Linked DNA regions of Homo sapiens: region 2 is linked to region 1. Evidence: read pairs that join two places in POLR2A ChIA-PET (ENCODE). Cell type or tissue: Panc1. All regions are shown on one strand. Each heading gives the region's core, and the rest is flanking DNA. Links, peaks and the distances in the headings are about the cores only.

The links. Peaks named below come from ENCODE experiments on the same cell type or tissue, not always from the same donor. Only the 100,000 strongest peaks of a DNase experiment are listed, where the experiment ranks them.
Region 2: POLR2A ChIA-PET joins it to region 1 with 5 read pairs; 2 of 35 experiments call an interaction of 5 or more read pairs at or near these places.

The regions. Positions count from the first base shown.
Region 1 is chr5:134,839,946-134,845,218 of GRCh38, forward strand. It overlaps a transcript of C5orf24 not described here. Among named protein-coding and RNA genes, the nearest start is that of C5orf24, 3.4 kb to the right of the region's middle. In Panc1, for the core only: no CTCF peak of the experiment used is centred there; a DNase peak (open chromatin) is centred at 2,646.
Region 2 is chr5:134,673,978-134,679,250 of GRCh38, forward strand. It overlaps SEC24A (SEC24 homolog A, COPII component), which reads left to right. Exons shown (of 23, transcript NM_021982.3): 5 at 638-798; 6 at 1,068-1,240; 7 at 2,046-2,148. Among named protein-coding and RNA genes, the nearest start is that of SEC24A, 28 kb to the left of the region's middle. In Panc1, for the core only: no CTCF peak of the experiment used is centred there; no DNase peak of the experiment used is centred there.

The DNA.
Region 1 (5,273 bases), core at 1,306-3,805:
TCAGGCTCCCAAAGTGCTGGGATTGCAGGCGTGAGCCACCACACCTAGCCTAGAGTAACTTAACCTTAAGAACAGGTAAGTGGCTGGGTGCGGTGGCTCACTCCTGTAATCCCAGAAACTTGGGAGGCCAAGGTGGGCGGATCATGAGGTCAGGAGATCGAGACCATCCTGGCCGAAATGGTGAAACTCCATCTCTACTAAAATACAAAACACTAGCCTGGCATGGTGGTGTGCACCTGTAGTCCCAGCTACTCGGGAGGCTGCGGCAGGGGAATCGCTTGAACCCGGGAGGCGGAGGTTGCAGTGAGTCAAGATTGCACCACCCCACTACAGCCTGGCGACAGAGCGAGACTGCATCTCAAAAAAAAAAAAAAAAAAAAAAGAACAGGGAAGTGATGTGGCCTTAGCAGCACCCTATTTATTTATTCATTCATTTGTATATTTTTTGAGTCCAGGTCTTGCTCTGTTGTTCAGGCTGGAGTACAGTGTCATGGTCATGGCTCACTGTAGCCCCAAACTCTTGGGCTCAAGTGGTCCTCCCTCCTTAGCCTCTCAAAATGCTGGGATTTCACACGTGAACTACCGTGCCTGGTTTATTATATTTTGGGGACAGAGTCTCACTCTGTCATTCAATCTGAAGTACAGTCACGTGATTACAGCTCACTGCAGCCTCAACCTCATGGGCTCAAACAATCTTCCCACCTCAGCATCCTAAGTAGTTGGGACCACAGGCATGTGCCACCATGCCTGGCATTTTTTTTTTTTCTGGTATTGGCAGGGTCTCCCTATGTTGTTGCCTAGGCTGATCTCCCACTCCTGGGCTCAAGCAGTCCTCCTGTTTCGGCCTCCCAAAGTGCTGGGATTATAGGCATAAGCCATTGCACCTGTCTGGGAGGCTCATCTGAGCCTTGGTATCCAGAGTTTTTATTGGAGCTAATTATGTAGACATGATTAATTAGCCATATGGCTGATCAGTTTTCAGTCCCTCAGGAGGTGGAGCTGATACCATGTGACCCAGCTCTTTCACACTAAATCACATTGTTAGACTATCTTGCATGACCCACGGCCCCAGGCAAACAAAAACACTATGAAGCATGACATTCCAAGGGTTTAGGGATTACTTCCAAGAAGCCAGCAGTAAAGGCCAGACTGTTCTTTGGCAAGGTTAAATTTTTTACACCTGCCCCTCTACATCGTAGAAGGGCCCGTTTCCTCAATTTTTTTGGATTATGTTATTTCTTCAATTCTCTCTTAGCTTTTCATCAGAGGTAAAAATAACGTTTGTAGTTTCCAGTTACTACAGCTAGATTATGGTGTAGTAAGAAAAATCTCAGTGATTTCTTTTTTTTTTTAATTTTTCTGGGCTAGGTGTAGTGGCTCACGCCTGTCATCCCAGCACTTTGGGAGGCTGAAGTGGGCAGATCACCTGAGGCCAGGAGTTGGAGACCAGGCTGGTCAACATGGTGAAACCCCCTCTCTACTAAAAATACAAAAAGCCAGGTGTGGTGGCTCGTGCCTGTAGTCCTAGCTACTTGGGAGGCTGAGATATGAGAATCGCTTGAACCCGGGAGGTGGAGGTTGCAGGGAACCAACATCTCGCCACTGCACTCCAGCCTGGGTGACAGAATGAGACTGTCTCAAAAAAAAAAGTTTATTTCTCATCTATGCTAAATTATCCTCATGTGTTGTAAGAGGAGAAGCTTTACTTCACATCTATCTAACCCCAGAATCCAGGATCCAGACTGATGGCAACTCTAACATCACAGTCCTAATGGCAGAGAAGAATCTCAGAGAATCTTGCATTTGTCACTTTCATTGACTAGTGCAAGTCACATGGCTATGCCTGACTTTGGGGGAGGGGATGGCTGAAGAAGTACAGAGGAGCTACATAGTGGAGATTAGTTATAATATTTATAATATATCCAAAAAAGAGCTTCTAGAGGCCTGAACTAAATGAGCACCTTATAGAGTCAAGTGGAATCACATGACTAACTTTGTGCAATGTGAGTCTAAAAAACTAGGACAGTGGGTAGACATTAGTAGGAGGCTGATTGCTTTAATATGAGGTCAAATTTTAGAAGTTTATAGAATTTTAGAATTTTATAAGAGGAGCTGCCTAGAGTGGTAGCAAATTCCTATATAAAAAATGAATTGGTCACTATTTCTCTCATAGTGACTATTGTGAAGATAGTTTAGATTTTCTTGAAGCACTATTTTGCATGGTTATAACATTTGTCTGCTCCATTGAATCTAAAATAAGTTGGCTGCACACGGTGGCTCCTGCCTGTAATCCCAGCACTTTGGGAGGCCGAGGTGGGAGGATCACCTGAGGTCAGGAGTTCAAGACCAGCCTGGCCAACATGGTGAAACCCTGTCCCTACTAAAAATACAAAAATTAGCCAGGCATGGTAGCACATGCCTATAGTCCCAGCTACTCAGGAGGCTGAGGCAGGAGAATCGCTTGAACCCGGGAAGTGGAGGTTGCAGTGAGCCAAGATTGGGCCATAATCCAGTGACCCAGCCTGGGTGAAAGAGTGAGACTCCATCTGAAAAAAAAAAAAAAGCTAAAGTCAACATATAGCATAAATGAGTAGATGTGTCAGAGGGTGAGTAAACCTGGAATGTCTCCTATTCCTTGATCAAATACCCACTAGCTAGTGGTTCACCAAATGGCTGGTGTTATTTTACTAAGGTCATCAGCTGATGTAAGTGTGCAGTTTCATCTTGGTGGCTAGATCTCCTTCTAAAGAGAGCTGGCTGGAGATTTCTTGCTGATATTTCCTGGCTCATGGTGCTTCTGTGAAATATCTCCAGACTAAAGTGGCATTTAAAGCCCACTTCCAACCCTTCCTGGAGCATTCAGTGGGCAAAGGTTCCACCATTATAAATGTACTTGCTTTTGTCTTCCCTGTAGCCACCACAGCTTCTACTCCACCAATTCATGTCTGGCACTTTCAAATCCAAACTCGAAACTCAAATCCTTTGCAAGTCTTCCTCAGTTATTCCCTTTAGCTGTAATGATGAATATTTGTCCCCATAATTTTTTTTTTTTTTGAGACAGTCTCACTGTTGCCCAGACTGGAGTGCAGTGGCCAATCTTGGCTCACCGCAACCTCCACCTCTGGGGTTCAAGTGATTCTCGTGCCTTAGCCTCCCGAGTAGCTGGGATTACAGATGTGCACCATCACACCTGGCTGATTTTTCTATTTTTACTAGATACGAGGTTTCGTCATGTTGGCCAGGCTGTTCTGGAACTTCTGGCCTCAAGTAATCCACCTGCCTCGGCCTCCCAAAGTCCTGGGATTGCAGGCATGACCCACCGTGCCTGGCCTTATTCCCATGAATTCTTATTCAAGATTTTATTGGAATTATTTGGTTATTTTCAAGAACAATATAACTTGTATGAGCTTAAAATATTTTATGGAAAATGGTAAATATTTGAAAATAGAATAGTATAATGAACATCTAAGTAGTGGTGAATATTTTCTTTTTTCTTTATATCTTTTGGGACAGGGTCTCGCTTGGTCATCCAGGCTGGAGTGCAGTGGCGTGGCTCACTGTAATCCCTGCCTTCCAGGCTCAAGCGATCCTCCCGCCTCAGCCTACCAAGTAGCTAAGCTGAGTTATTTTTGAGACAGTCTCATTCTGTCACCCAGACTGGAGTGCAGTGGCACGATCTCAACTGACTGCAACCTCCGCCTCCCAGGTTCAAGCGATTCTCTTGCCTCAGCCTCCCGAGTAACTGGGATTTAGCGACATGCACCACCATGCCTAATTTTTTGTATTTTTAGTAGAGACAGGGTTTCACCATGTTGGCCAGGCTGGTCTTGAACTCCTGATTTCAGGGGATCCACCCGCCTTGGCCTCCCAAAGTGCTGGGATTATAGGCATGAGTCACTGTGCCTGGCCACTGATGGATATTTAAATAGTCCTATTACCTTATTTAATTTCACAGCTCTACAAGGAAGACATTGTCTTAATTTCTTACATGTGGAAACTTTTGGTGGAGCAATGACTTGCCCAAAATACCATGGGAGGCAAGTGGCAGAAAGGCATTCAAACTCAGGGCTGCCTGACTTCTTTGTTATTCTGGCTACCCCTCCATTGGGCCTGCAAATTACTTGACTTTTTTAGAATGAAAATTTCTTTTTCTTAAATGTTTTTATGTACAAATGCCATTTCAGACAAGAGTTTAGAGTTACAGATTTGGAATAGTGATTATATGGTATGGGAGTGCTCCACCTCAAGAGCAAAAAAACCTTGCTTAGAAAAAAAACTTGTTTTTAGATAGGCTACTTAATATGCCTTAAAATCTGTGTACATATTTTAACTTTTCTATATTGGTATTTTCCTTTTACATATAAATAACACTAGCATGATTAATCCTGTTTTTTTAGCATTTTATTTTTTTGAGACAGGGTCTCACTCTGTTGCCCAGGCTGGAGTGCAGTGGCACAAACACAGCTTAAGGAAGCCTCAGTCTCCTTCCTCCTATCTCAGTCCTTCCTTCTGTCTCAGCCTCCGTAGCAGCTGGCACTACAAGTACTCATCACCACACCCAGCTAATTGTTTTATTTTTTGTAGAGACAGAATCTCTCTATATTGTCCAGGCTGGTCTCAAACTCCTGGCCTCCTGCTTTGGCCTCCCAAAGTCCTGGGATTACAGGTGTGAATCACTCCACCTAGTTGGAATGATGTTTAGAATCATGTTATGAATCTCCGTCTGCCAAAAAAATCCTAGCTTCCCAACCAGGGAATTCCACCTGAGCTTTGTGTCCAGAGTTTTTTGTTGTTGTTGTTGTTTGTTTGTTTGAGACGGAGTCTCGTTCTGTCCCAGGCTGGAGTGCAGTGGTGCGATCTCGGCTCACAGCAACCTCCACCTCCTGGGTTCAAGCGATCCTCCTGCCTCAGCCTTCCGAGTAGCTGGGATTACAGGTGCGCACCACCATGCCCAACTAATTTTCGTATTTTTAGTAGAGAAGGGGTTTCACCATGTTAGTCAGGCTTGTTTCGAACTCCTGACCTCGTGATCTGCCCGCCTCGGCCTCCCAAAGTGCTGGGATTACAGGCGTGAGCCACCGCACCCAGGCTGTCCAGAGTTTTTATTGGTGTAGGTTTGATCAACTGTTCACATGGCTTATCTGTCTCCAGTCCCTCAGTAGTTTGAATGAATGGGCTTGCTTGTTTCGTGTGTTGTGTCCTGGCTTGTGTGTTTGTCCAGAAAAGTTGTTTCTCCTCCTTTCTTTCCTACTGGCAGGGCAGTACCTGGCTCA
Region 2 (5,273 bases), core at 1,891-4,390, 170 kb before region 1:
ACAAAAATTAGGTGGTGTGGTGGCACACACCTGTAGTCCCAGCTACTCGAGAGGCTGAAGCAGGAAAATCGCTTGAACCCGGGAGGTAGAGGTTGCAGTGAGCCAAGGTTGTGTCACTGCATTCCAGCCTGGGCGACAGAGTGAGACTCCATCTCGAAAAATAAAATGATAAATAAAATAAAATAAATAGATTTTAGTCATTGCTATTTGTTACTGGTGTTTGTCTTATTTTAAAAATTTGATAAATGAAAGTATTAAATTATCCAAAGAATTTTGGAGTTATAATACCTATAACTTATTAGATTTATGTGTTGATTTAAAGCATTCTGGGCCAGGCATGGTGGCCTACGCCTGTAATCCCAGCCTGGACAACATGGTGAAGTCCCGTCTCTACAAAACATACAAAAACATTAGCCGGGCATGATGGCACACACCAGTCATTCCAGCTACTTGGGAGGCTGACACAGGAGGATCACTTGAACCTAGGAGGTTAAGGCTGCAGTGAGGTGTGATTGCACCACTGCACTGCAGCCTGGGCAATAGTGAGACCCTTTCTCCAAAAAAAATGTTTTTTTAAAATAAATAAATCAAGTATTCTGGAGTATAAAATAGAACTTAAAAGTTACCTTGTTTCTAGCAACACCACAGCTTACTAACAAGAATCCCAAAATGAGCCGAAGTGTTGGATATTCATATCCCTCCTTACCACCTGGTTATCAGAACACAACACCACCTGGTGCAACTGGAGTACCACCCTCTTCCTTGAATTACCCAAGTGGGCCACAAGCCTTTACTCAGGTAAACTTTTTGGGATTTTCTTTAACCTATTTCTCCATTTGGTTTAAACTGTATACACATGAAGAAAGTTTTAGGAAGGTATATTATACATTTTTATAACCATTTAGAATAATAATGGATATTTCATAAAGCCTTTGTCTTTATACATTTTTCCAGAACCAAAAGATTGGCCAAGAGATCTAGATTACACTTTTGTTATTTACAGAGAAATTAACCACTTCCCTACACACTTAATAAAAGTTACTTACTTTAAAATTATGTATCTGTAGACTCCCTTAGGTGCTAATCATTTAACCACAAGCATGAGTGGATTAAGTCTACAACCAGAGGGTCTAAGAGTTGTCAATCTTCTTCAAGAAAGAAACATGCTTCCGTCAACACCTTTGAAGCCTCCAGTTCCAAATTTGCATGAAGACATCCAGAAACTCAACTGTAACCCAGAGTAAGGCTTCAGATGTGACATTATGCATGTCCGAAAAGTTTTCTAGCTTTTTGCAGGGGGCACATCAGGTGTTATGAATAAGCTGTACAAATTATTAATTTATGAAAGTTCTGGATACAGATGATAGAACTCTTTTACTTGTTTACTTAATAGAGATTTGAAAAGTCCTACGTCAAGAAATAGGGATGTAACTCCTGAAGTGATTTTGTTCTTATCAGCTCTAATGAGATTATGATATTCATTATCATTATGGTGGTTACTTTCTTTCTTCAAAATCCAAAGTACAGGGATTTGTTTCTACATAATCCTTTATTTGCTCTCATTTAAAATTAATTTCATAACAAACATAATACCTTTTTTTCCTAAAAACTTACCATAAGCTTAAATGTATATGATCAATAATTTCTGATAAATTAAATTTGGTACCTTTAAATTGTATTTAGAATCTTCAGCAAAACTGAACTTTTAAATAATAGACTTTGCAATTTGGGCCATCACCTAAGTTTAATTTAATTCCAGTGTCAACTAGACTTACAAAACAAAAAATAAGTCATTTGATAGTTTAGACTGTTTTACACACAAGCCAAAAAGAGACTATATTTTAGTTATAGGATAACCATCCACTCTATTTCTGCATAGGACTTAGATTTAAATATTTAAATGGGATAAAATTTTGAGACTCTATTGAAATATTTCATCTGTAATCTGATCCAGTATTAAAATGTATACCTTTTAAATCTTTGTTGTTGTTTTCTTCAAAAATAATCATAGCAGCAACTGATACATACTTTTTACTTTGATATAGGTTATTTCGATGCACGCTGACTAGCATTCCTCAGACGCAGGCCTTATTGAATAAAGCCAAACTTCCTTTGGGGCTGCTGCTTCATCCTTTCAAAGACTTAGTGGTATGTTTCTTTTCTTTTCTTTTTTTTTTTTTGAGACGGAGTCTCCCTCTGTCGCCCAGGCTGGAGTGCAGTGACGCAGTCTCAGCTTATTGCAACCTCTGCCCTCCATGTTCAAGTGATTTTCCTGCCTCAGCCTCCCTAGTAGCTGGGATTACAGGTGCCTGCCACCGTGCCTGGCTAATTTTTGTATTTTTAGTAGAGAGGGGGTTTCACCATCTTGGCCAGGCTGGTCTTGAACTCCTGACCTCGTGATCCACCTGCCTTGGCCTCCCAAAGTGCTGGAATTACAGGCGTGAGCCTCTGCGCCCGGCTCTTTTTTTTTTTTTTTTTTTTTTTCTGAGACTGGGTCTCACTGTCGCCCAGGCTGGAGTGTAGTGGCGAGATCTCGGCTCACCGCAATCTCCGCCTCCCAGGTTCGGGCAATTCTCTTGCCTCAGCTTCCTAAGTAGCTGGCATTATAGGCATCTGCCACCACACCCAGCTAATTTTTTTATTTTTAGTAGAGATGGTGTTTCACCATGTTGGCCAGACTGGTCTCGAACTGACCTCAAGTGATCTGCCCACCTCCCAAAGTGCTGGGATTTATAGGCCTGAGCCACTACACCCGGCCTCTTTAGTGAAGGTAAATGTCTTTTGTGCAAAATTATCTTGGTGATGAAAATTTTCTGCAATGATGCAAGAATTACATATAGAATTTGTTTGATCTGTCTTTAGGAAGTCGATGATTGACAGATTACTTACAATTCAACCAAAAATTTTATTACTAAACACTTTCAAATACTAGGTAAAGTAAGTATATTGCTGGAAAATTCAAAAAGTACTGAATAGAATAGAGGTACTGAGAGAAACTAAATAAATGAATCATACTATTTTAATAGGTTGTGAATTATTTACCCATTAAAGTACTTTACCCTAGTCTCCCCGTTCTGCCATCCTTGCAGTAAAATTTGTTATTTTAAAAAGTTGTTTTAAGCCAGACATGGTGGCTCATGGCCTGTAATCCCAGCACTTTTGGAGGCCAAGGTGGGAGAATTGCTTGGGTCTATGAGTTCAAGACCAGCTTAGTCCTGGCTACTCGGGAGGCTAAGGTGGGAGGATCACTTGAGCCCAGGAGGTTGAGGCTGCAGTGAGACATGATTGTACTACTGCACTCCAGCCTGGGTGGCAGAGTGAGACCCTGTATCCAAAAAGAAAAGTTATTTCAGAAGAAAAAAGAAACTGATCTACCTTTGTCCTAAAGCTCTGTGGCCACATACTCTTGAGGATTGCTGACTTTCCCAAAACACACTACTTTTGGTGATAGGATTTTTTTGGTGGTGATATAATTTTATTGCCTGTATTGATTTTTTTTTTTTTTTTTAAGAAGCAGAGTCTTAACTGCATTGCCCAGGATTGGGTATGAGATCCTTATCTTAAAAAAAAAAAATAAAGGCCAGGTGCAGTGGCTCACACCTGTAATCCTAGCACTTTGGGAGGCTGAGGCGGGCAGATCACCTGAGGTCAGGAATTCAAGACCAGCCTGGCCAACGTGGTGAAACTCGTCTCTACCAGAAATAGAAAATTTAGCCAAGCATGGTGATGCACACCTATAATCCCAGCTACTGGGGAGGCTGAGGCAAGGGAATCGCTTGAACCCGGGAGGTGGAGGTTGCAGTGAGCCAAGATCCCACACTGTACTCCAGTCTGGGCAATAGAGTGAGACTGTCTCAAAAAAAAAAAAAAAGATAAATAAAACCTTTCTTTAAAGATGAGATGCTATGTCACTTTGTTGTCCAAGGCACTGGCTCTCAGTTAAGTTGATCAGTGTTCACCTGTCTCAGGGTTTCTGGTAAATCAAAACAAATCTCCCCAAATCTGATAGTCTTACAAAGACCCTTCCCACGTATTTACTGTTATTTATTTATTTATTTATTAGAGACCGGGTCTCTCGTTGTCACCCAGGTTAGAGTGCAGTTCCATGATCATAGCTCACTGCAGCCTTGAACTCTTGGGCTCAAGCAGTCCTCCTGCCTCAGCCTCCAGACAGAGTAAGTGGTACTGTAGGCATTGGCCACTATACCCAGCTAAGACTTTAGAACTTTTAATATGTAGGATAAACTTTAACTAGGAGTGTAATTCCAAAGTTTAACTGGTTATTTAAATTAACCTCACCTTACTTTATTATAGTTGAGAACTAAGTAAGCTTCTTAATGTAACATCAACAAACTTTGTAATAGTTTCATTGGTCATATATTTTAGAATGTTGATTTTTTTTTCTTTGCCATTTATGCCAAAAGTACATTGTAAATTTACCATCTTGGTTTTATTTTTTTAACTTATTATTTATTTATTTAAAAACTCTTTTTTTTTGGTAGAGATGGGCTGTTGCTGTGTTGCTCAGGTTGGTCTCTACCTCCCAGCCTCAAGTGATCCTCCTGCTTTGGCCTTCCAAAGCACTGGGATATATATATATATATTTTTTTAATTTATTTCCAAGATGGAGTCTTGCTCTGTTGCCCAGGCTGGAGTACAGTGGTGTAATCTTGGCTCACTGCAACCTCTGCCTCCCAGGGTTGAAGCAATTCTCCTGCCTCAGCCTCCTGAGTAGCTGGGATTATAGGCACCTGCCACTACGCCTAGCTAATTTTTGTATTTTTAGTATAGACGAGGTTTCACCACGTTGGCCAGGCTGGTCTTGAACTCCTGACCTCGCGTTCCACCCGCCTTGGCCTCCCAAAGTGCTGGGATTACAGGCATGAGCCACCACGCCCAGCCTATTTTTATTTTTAAAATAGAGACAGGGTCTTACTTTCTTGCCCAGGTTGGTCTCAAACTCCTGGCCTCAAGTAATCTTCCTGCCTTGGCCTCCCACCAGAGTGCTGGGATTTTAGACATAGGTGTTAGCCACTGTGCCTGGCCTGCTATTTTGGTTTTGCAATATGAGTGTTTAATGAGGAAAAAAATGGTTTTTACATTTTTATTTTATTTTATTTTTTGAGACTGGGTCTTGCTCTGTTGCCCATGTTGGAGTGCAGTGGCTCAGTCATGGCTCACTGCAGCCTTGACCTCCCAGGCTCAAGTGATGCTCCCACTTCAACCCAGCTCACCACACTGGGCTAATTTTTTAAATCTTTTGAGAGGGTCAT